Regions from separate parts of the Homo sapiens genome. Here region 2 is linked to region 1. Evidence: chromatin contacts called from ENCODE Hi-C or POLR2A ChIA-PET data. All regions are on one chromosome and are shown on one strand. Each heading gives the region's core, a stretch centred on a gene start or an enhancer-like site at or near the end of the contact. The rest is flanking DNA. Distances are from core to core; before and after follow the strand shown. Region 1 overlaps EEFSEC (eukaryotic elongation factor, selenocysteine-tRNA specific). Region 2 overlaps EEFSEC (eukaryotic elongation factor, selenocysteine-tRNA specific).

What was found. Hi-C counts contacts between places; a loop is a spot of excess contacts on that map. ChIA-PET counts read pairs that join two places held with the same protein, here RNA polymerase II (POLR2A). Pooled maps may share reads with other maps.
Region 2: a map of CD4-positive, alpha-beta memory T cell shows a loop between it and region 1 (5-fold over the local background). The contact joins two enhancer-like sites. A Hi-C loop is called at or near these places in 4 of 168 maps with a recorded cell type or tissue (CD4-positive, alpha-beta memory T cell, astrocyte of the cerebellum, heart right ventricle and 1 more), 1 of 37 single-sample maps with no recorded cell type and 6 of 50 pooled maps. POLR2A ChIA-PET finds 5 or more read pairs at or near these places in 5 of 52 experiments (Caco-2, WTC11, activated T-cell and 1 more).

Annotation. Positions count from the first base shown.
Region 1 is chr3:128,240,236-128,244,933 of GRCh38, reverse strand. The region is part of intron 1 of EEFSEC (eukaryotic elongation factor, selenocysteine-tRNA specific); the gene reads right to left. Among named protein-coding and RNA genes, the nearest start is that of EEFSEC, 89 kb to the right of the region's middle. Within about 2 kb of position 1,538, at least 2 of the 41 ENCODE cell types and tissues checked have a DNase peak (open chromatin) inside an H3K27ac peak, as active enhancers do.
Region 2 is chr3:128,315,281-128,319,602 of GRCh38, reverse strand. All of the region lies in intron 4 of EEFSEC (eukaryotic elongation factor, selenocysteine-tRNA specific), which reads right to left. Among named protein-coding and RNA genes, the nearest start is that of DNAJB8-AS1, 150 kb to the left of the region's middle. RefSeq lists an enhancer at 2,826-3,378. Within about 2 kb of position 2,987, at least 7 of the 41 ENCODE cell types and tissues checked have a DNase peak (open chromatin) inside an H3K27ac peak, as active enhancers do.

The DNA.
Region 1 (4,698 bases), core at 289-2,788:
CAGAATACTATACACCCATTTAAAAGAATGAAGAAGCTCTTTATCTACCACTATGGAATGATATCCGAGGCGGAGTGAGTGAGAAGGGCAAGGCACAATGTGCAGAGTGTGATTTGTGTTGAAAAGGGGATAAGGTATACGTGTGTGTGTATGTGTGTGCACGTGTGTGGGTGTCACATACTGCATAAGTATTTGCTTCGACACACATAAAATATCTCTGAGGGAATGCAAAAGAAACTAATGACTTGGTTGTCTGCTGGGAGACCAAAGATGAGTAGGAAGGAAATTCTCTGTACATTCTTCGGTTCCTTTTCATTTTAAACAGGGATGTGTAGTATCTGTTCTAAAATAAAATTATAATTTTAAGTGCATAAATAAATAAATAATACAATAAAACACAGACCTGACCATGCCCTTCTCATGCTAAGAGCCCCACTGTCCACTGGAAAAAAAAAAAAAAAAGACTCCCCAATGTGGCTGTGGGAGGCTCCCTGTTTTTTAACTACCAGTTGCTTCCCACTCACCTTGTGCCAAGCACCATGCTGTGTGCTCCACAAACCCTTTCCTGGGCTTTTCGCCCTCTCTCCATGGCCCCATGACACTCATGCCTCCCTCACACAAGCTGAGCCCAAGCCTTCCCTACCCAGAAGATACACCCAACTGTCTTCCGGGTCCTAACCATCAGTAAATCTGGGAACTGGCCACAGGGCTGTGAGACTGGGTCTTGAGGCAGGATGAGATAAAGCCCAGCAGGGAACAAGGAGGGAGGAACACGTTGGGGGCCCAGCCTATTTTCCAGTCTCCACCTTCACAGCAGAATGGATCCTGCACTGGCCCCACAGGCCTCCCTCTCCGGTGGGTGAAGCTGTGCCCACAGAACCAAGGCCACTCAACCTCATGCGTTCCTTAAGGACTTCTCCAGAGTAATTCTGACTATCCAAGTTCCCTCTAGAACTTAAACACCTGCCACTACCTAGCCCCTAATTTACAGATGAGGAAGTCGAGGCTTTAGGGAAGTCCGTTGACTGCTCATGGTTATACAGCAGGTAGGTGGCAGAGAAGAGATCTGAACCCTGGTGCCCAGGTTCTTAACTCCCACGCCACACAGCCCGCCCTGCCCAGTGGGGACCCAGCCCACAATTTCTCCCCCTCCCCCCATCAACTCTCCCACTTCCCATCTAAAGATCAAGGTAGGACCCAGGTGGACTCTCGCCCCTTTCCCTTCCTTGCCTTTGCCCCTGCTCCTGCTTTGCCCAGAACACCTGCCCCAGGTTCACTTGCCCCTGATCCTTGATGCCCCACCCGGCTCCATGCTGAGGGTTCATAACCAAGGCCTGGGTTTTCAATCTGTATTCACAGCACAAGACCCAGCTTGGGCACAGCTTAATACATCGTTGCTGGACTAATGCAGCAAATGTCCATATCCCTGCCTCTTCTACTTTATTCACCAGGAATCTGTTCCTCTTCTTCAACAGTCGATTTCCTATTGGTATACACAACTATCCAGTCAACTATCCAGTAGGGGAATGACTCATGTGCTCCACGCATCAGGCCCTCTTGCTTCTCACGCCTATTGAGATCCTGTGGATGGGAAATGAAACTGATTGACAGACCCAGAAAACTAAGCATAGATAGGACCCAAACACTCAGGAGCCAGTTGGGATTTCATCTGCAGCCTGATCCAGCATCCAAAAGCCGTCTTTGTTCCAAAAGGCCAGGCTCTTGAGCGGACCCCGTGCAGCGCAGCCAGCACCAGGGACTTCTAAGGAGCCCAGAGGTCAGAGGGACTTGACTGGCCACACTGGGAACCAGACTAGCACTGGAAACCCGGGGTCATCACCAGGCAACTGCCTGCTGCCTGGCAGCAGCTCTCAGTTACTTTCTTTTCTTCATCAAACTTTTGATCAGACGACAGGAAGTGACACAACTGGCCCGTCTTGCCTTTTTCAAAATCCCTAGTAGTTTCATAGAATGAATCAAACAGTGTCCTTCCCAATTCCCATGAACCCAGGGTAGAAAATCGCTCTGAGACTAGAGGGACATAGCGAGTGAGTGGGTGGGAAACACAAGACAAAAAAATCAAGGCTTATAAATGATCCTCTATATTTCCCAATCTATCAGAGTTTTTCATCTAGTTGTACTGACTATAGTATCCTTAAAAGATTTGCAGAATAATTATAATAGGGTTAAAGTTTCTCAGTACATTTAAAAATTACAATTTCCAATTCTGTAAATTATATATCTTAATCATTTCAAAAATAATGAAAAACTTACAAGGGTCAGCATTTAACAAAGCATAAGTTATCTGTGAGGTGTAATTTTCCTTTTGGGACTGAAGGAATAAAATATGTTCAGAAAAAAATATTTCAGCTGGAGAAACTTAACATTATACTTTGAACATATTTTAGCAACCTCAAAATCAGATTTTTTTTTAAAAAAGTCAAAGCTATGGGCATTATAAGAAGGAGAAAAAATGTTACATTTAAAATAAAGAAAAAAAAATTTATTTCCAACTTATATTTTAAGTTCAGGGGTACATGTGCAGGATGACCAGGTTTGTTATGTAGGTAAATGTGTGCCATTATTTGTTATTTATTTATTTATTTTTTTAATTTTAGAGGCAGGGTCTTACTGTTGCCCAGGCTGGAGTGCAGTGGTGCAATCATAGCTCACTGCAGCCTTGAATTCCTGGGCTCAAACGATCCTCCTGTCCTAGCCTCCCAAGTAGCTGGGACTACAGGTGCATGCCACCATACCCAGCTTATTTTTAAAATTTTTTTGTAGAGGTGGAGTCTTGCTATGTTGCCCAGGCTGGTCTCGAACTCCTGGCCTCAATAGATCCTCCCACCTCAGCTCCCAAAGTGCTACTAGGATTACGGGCGTGAGCCACTGTGCCTGGCCAAAATTTGTTTTTGACTGGTGACTTTTTAAATATTCATTGAACAATGTAAATACATTTTATCAACAATATAAAACTGCAGTGGCAATTAATATCCTACTATTATTATGACCATTTGCCAAATACATTAACTCTCTCTGTGCCTCAGGCTCCTCATCTTATACAAGGACGATGATACTGCCTATGTTATTGGATTGCACTGAAGATTCAATGAGATCAGATATGTAAACAATTTAGAACAGTGCCTAGACATATGAAATCCTCAATTATATTAGCTGTTACCACGGTTTTCACTTCTACATCTGCTATTATGACATGCACAGTGGTGGTCTACATGTCTTCATCTCCTCTTACCTACATCTCAACACCAACTCTGCAATGTGGGTATTACAAATGGGAAAACAGGCTGGGTCTGTAACCCCAGCACTTTGGGAGGCTAAAGTGGGCAGATCACTTGAGCTCAGGAGTTCAAGACCAGCCTAGGCAACATAGTGAAACCCCGTCTCTACAAAAATACAAAAATTGGTTCAGCGTGGTGGCACACGTTTGTAATCCCAGCACTTTGGGAGGCTGAGGTGTGTGAATCACTTGAGCTCAGGAGTTTGAGACCAGCATGGGGCAACATGGTGAAACCCTGTCTCTATACAAAATACAAAAATTAGCTAGGCATAGTGGTGCATGCCTGTAATCCCACCTACTTGGGAGGCTAAGGTAGGATAATCACCTAAGCCCAGAGAGGTCAAGGCTGCAGGTCAAGGCCTGATTACACCACTGTACTCCAGCCTGGGTGACAGAGTGAGACCCTGTCTCAAAAAAAAAAAAAAAAAAAAAAAGAGAGAGAGAGAGAGGACAAAGGCTTAGAGAGGTGAAGTAACCAAGTCAGGTCAAGGAGCAAGGATTCAGAGGGATTTGAACTCAGTCTACTGATTTTGCTCTACAACAGTACCCTGAAACTCTGAGCAGCAAGATCTTATGTCCAGAATAAAACAATTGCTCTGTACAAGCCCCCTGCGGGTGTTCCAGGACAAAACGGGCAGGTTTCAGAGGTCCCCAACTCAGAACACAGCTTCTCAGACTCCAGGGCGAGAGCCTTATATTATTATTTGCAGCTGTTTTTATTCATTTATTCAATGTATTGCCTATCTCCTCATTATACAGGTAAGAAGACTGAGGCTGAGACAGGTTAAATAACTTGCCCAAAGCCACCCAACTAGGGGCAAGAACCCAGGACTGATCAGGCTCCATCCAACACAGGTTGCAGCTGTCCCAACCCTGACTCTCTGCCAAGGGCAGGGGATGGGAAGGCAGCAAGACTTCAGTCACATTGCAGCCCATTCTGCAGAGAGAGCAAGGAGAAAATCAGTTTTAAGGAGAATTAGTTTTCCTCCTTCTGCAGTTTTCCTGAAACAGGGTAAGCCTGGACTTTCCCTCTCAAATTCCTACTGGTACCAGGAAGGTGTGGGACTAACCAGCAGTGTCCAGCCTGTCCTCCTCAGCACAGGCTCAGAGGATTTGGAAATGGAAGGGGCTTAAACAAGAGGGTCATTTTAAAGACCAAGGAAACAAGGACCACAAATAAGAGGAAGTGGCAAGAGCAGGGCTTGGAGGTCCCCAAGCTTGGATATGTTCAAATCACAACCTTACCAGGAGCTTCAATTTCCTCATCCACAATCAGGACCTAAACAAAGATGTCTCCTGCAGAAGATTAGGAGAGACTCAGCCCTAAGCACCCTCAGTAAGCAGGAGCTGGTACTAACAGCTGTGAGCACTGAACCTGGGCCCCATCACTCTTGGTCGAA
Region 2 (4,322 bases), core at 1,738-4,237, 73 kb before region 1:
AGAAGGCGATGGGCAATCCACTTGAGATGACTTTCAGAAGCTTAAGGGCATACGCTTTGTGCAAAGTCTGTTGAGGGTAGAACCTGTAACACACAGGCCAACGTGAGTCATGTTATATCGCAAATAAAAATCGGCCCATGAATATACATAATCCCCCAGGTAATTCTCTCAATCTCAGAACGGTAATGGAGCCACCCTCGCTCACTGAGGCATGAATATTTACCATCCTCTGGCTTTACTGCTCTCGATCTGGCTTCAATTTTGCAAATTAAAATGAGGGCTGTGTGGATAGAGAGATTACAGGAGAGCCTCTGAAGCCTGCTGTCCCCTGGTGAGGCAGCAGGCAGGGTAAGCTGGCTCCCGCCCGCTGGCCTGCTACTTCTGCCTTGAGGGTCAGGAGCCACAGAAAATGGGACAAGGGGTTGGAGGGGGGTCAGGACCTCAGAAAAACACAGTGGGGAAAGGAATGGCACTTAACATGAAACATGTTCCAGGTGGGACAGGTGTGAAAATCCCCAGGCTTTCTCTTTCTGATGGTTGAGAAGAATTCCCGAGGAGCCAAAAGGGCAGAAACTTCATGTGTTGCACCCTGTCTGAACCTAGATTCAGACCCTGTCCAGGACTTGAACACCGGCAAGTCATTTCTCCTCTCTGGGCCTCTGAGTCTTCATGGTACAATGGGGTAAAAACCGCCTTACTCCTGCAGGTGATGTGAGGATAAGGAGCTGCTGTACACGCAGGTGCCTGGCCCAAGTGCTCCCTCGGTGGCGAAGCCAGGCATCAACCGCTGCTCGTCTACACATCTGCCATCTGTTACCTGTTAGTACACGGCCACTCAGGAAGAGGAGTGGGATACTGTCTGTGACACTCCAGGCAAGACCAGAATGGCTTGCCATGGGCAGCCATGCTGGCAAATAGGTGACACTGACTTTGTTACAAAGGGAGCTGCTTGCAACCAGGGCCACCAGGGACAGCAGTCCGCAGTCTCGCTGGACTTACAAATGGCTGTGGAGAGGTTAGGGAGGGGCCCGCCATTTCTAACTGGGTCTCTGCCATTAATTAGGAGAGAGAACCAAGGGTCCTGTACCTTCTGCTGTCCTGGGTGAAGGGTGCAGGGAGAAGAGCATCATGTGCTGGAGCAGGAACGGGTGGGACAGGGAGCTAATGGCTGCTGCCTGCTGGCAGCTGGCAGACCAGGACATCTGTCCCCACTGCACAACCTGGCTCTCTGGAAACCAAAAGCCAGAGATGGAAAACAGTCACTCAGTCCACCTCAGTTAAAAAACCAGCTGGAACACAGTCTATGAGAAAGTTGTCCCAGCAAAACTTTGCAAAGGACAGCACTTGCCACTAGTCGAGCAACAACTATGTTCCGGGCATTGGCTGAACCCTTTCTAACCCCCCTTGCCTCACAGCAGTCCATCACGGGAGGGCGCCATGCAAGCTTCATGCAGTCTCACCACCAGCAAGTGCTGGGCCAGGGCAGGCTGACGGCCTGGCTCTCCCCACTGTGCCAGATGGGCTCCTGTCCACAGAGCCTGTTGTATGCCCTGTACTATGCCATGTCTAGAGAAACAGGGGACCAGGCACAACTCCATCCTGCCTCTGCCTGGAGTGCACAGTCACCTAACAACCAGTTCCCATGGCCCACATGGCAAGGGCTGCCCCAGTGTGGCAAGGAGGGTGGGGGAGCCCTGAGAAAGGAACCATGGTTACCACCTGGCAGGGAACTGGGAGGAAACCTCAGAGAGGAGGGGACATCTGTGCCAGGCCTGTGGATGGACGGAGCAGCTGGAGCAGAAGGCTGAAGGGGGCAAAGGCCCTGAGGCCTGCAGAGGGCCCAACTGGTCAGCAGCCGGCGAGAGAATGGTACGTGAGCACAAATGGCTGCAGCTGAGGCAGGAGCCAGGCAGTGCAAAGCCCGAGGGTCAGGCCAAGGAGCTGGAACTCTCCTCTGCCGGCAGATGAATACCGTGAGATGCCACACAGGGGTGAGGAGTGATGAAGTACAAAGGTCAGAACGACTCCAGTGGTAGCCCGGGTGGAAAGAGGACTGATGGGGAAAAAGACTCTGGGCACAGAGCAAATCGGAGCAAACTGTAATGACAGGAAGAGGACGCCAGCCCCAGAGGGGCCCTTGTGCTGATCCCTGAGCATGTCCACAGTTCTCACAGTGTGCCTGGCATGCAGCAGCACCAAGCACACGCTGAGGGTAGGAAAGGCCAGAGTGAGCGTCTGAGCTCCAGCAGCGGGGCGGAGAACAGGCCAGGCTTACAAGTCTGGGGACGCACTGCATGTGAGCACACCGTGTGTATGAAGGAAGAAAACCCACGGGTTCTCCTGGCCTGGCAGCAGACAGCCACAGACCTCCTGGGAATGCTGGCTGTCGTCCCCCAGCCAGCAGCACGCACTGCTTCTGCGGGGCCCTTGCTGCCCTATTGAGGCCTGGTACCAAAGGGTTACTGGCTCTGCTTGGAAAACTCTAACCCCCAGCCTGCCAGAACGTCTTCTATTTTTCTTTCTGCTTTCTTTAAGACCCCAGATGTGCTCTTGCACATCAAAAGAGAGCAACTTATAAAGTTAAACTAAATCAAGGGCTTTTGTTCTGAGGCATCGTGGCTGAACTAATTATTCCTGTATGTTGTTTAATGAAATAGTGGTGCCATATATTAAACCAGTTAACAGGATGAGCACATGAGTTACAAGGAAGGTCGGGGCTGGGATTATAAATTTAACTTTTTCTTAAGAAGAGATGAAACAAACCACTCAACTCCCTGCTGTCGTATGTCATGGGAGGGGAAAATGATGGCACTGAGCAGCATAGAGGGAGGGCTGTGCCCCGGTTCACGGTGCTGGCGGCACCGAGCTGGGCGGTAACCCCACGCTGCTGGCTCACCGCCCCAGGTCCTCTGTGCTGAGCTCCAGGCAGGCTCAGGGCTCACTCCTCATCCCCCACGTGCCCTTGGTCGCCAGATCTTCAGCCCACGTGACAGTCCTCCGGAAATTCAGAAACAGCCCTAAACCACTTCACACATGCTGAGATGCTGTGCAGCACACTTTCCCATAGCCAAAAACACTGGAAACCACGTGCCTGTCGATCATAAGGGGATGGGGCAAGAGTGCAGGAGCGCTCTTCTGTGGACCAGGATGCAGTGAGTGAAGAGAGGGGGAGAGCGGTAGGCATCGGTATGAGATGGTTCTGCTACATGCTAAGTGAAAACACTGACATAACAAACAATGCCTATGACAGAAGCCTGTTGTGCTTTTTATTCCTAAGTGTGTATATTAGGGTGTGGTGCATTTGTGTGCATTAAAAAAGGGTGAAAGAACACAGAGCATGCTCTTAACACTGGCTTTCTCTGGGAAGTAGAATTTTAGGAAACTTTAACTTTACCTGATAGTGAATTAATTATTCACAACAAGCATGTATTTCTATTATAACTGAATAAATACCACGCTCTTTGAAAAATAAATCCACAAACAAGCAGCAATACCTCTGCGCCACAGACTAGAATTAGAAGGGTGATCAAAAGGACTTGGTCTTTTCTGGCAATGCATAAAATATCACAATAAAAATATATTTCACGTACTACTTGCATAATAATTAAGAAAACATTTAATATTATGCAACCAATAAAATGGCAACAAGCTAAGAACTTTCAAAGATATGAGGACATATGAAACAGTGGTACCAGAATGCATCAGAAATAGTGACATTATATTTAGTAACAATTAAACATAGTGATCTCCACTATACAAATGTATAACATATAGCATAGGAAGGTGAAATAAAGGAAATTCATATAAAAGTTATCACTAGAATTATGGCCAATTTCTTTCCTTATAAACCCTGCCAAGGTGACACCACTGGCCCTGACGAGTATGCAGTTTTCAAGAAATGGAGCTTTACACTCCATACCACTGACAGTGTGCAGGGACTTCAAGCCCAAGGATGGCTTCTGACAAATAACTAATTGGCTACAACACAAGGTACCAATGGTAGACTCCCTCCCTCCCTCCTGGGCCTCCCCAGGAGCTCAGGCCCTGGCTTCTGGCAGAGGCCATAGCAGCCTCAGCATGGCCCTCGGGCACAGGCTCTGCTCAATACATCTTATTGGCCGTGTGGCCTTGAGCAAGGGCCTTACTCTCTCTCAGCCTCCATTTCCTGAGTATAAAGGCATGGAGGGTCCTACTGCCCATGATTACAAGCAAACTCAACTGTGGTCATCAATTCAAAGATCCTGGCTCACAGAGAGGGCTCAGCAGTCATTTTATTTTTCTGCTGATAATAATAGTGATATCTGACATGCATGGAGCACATA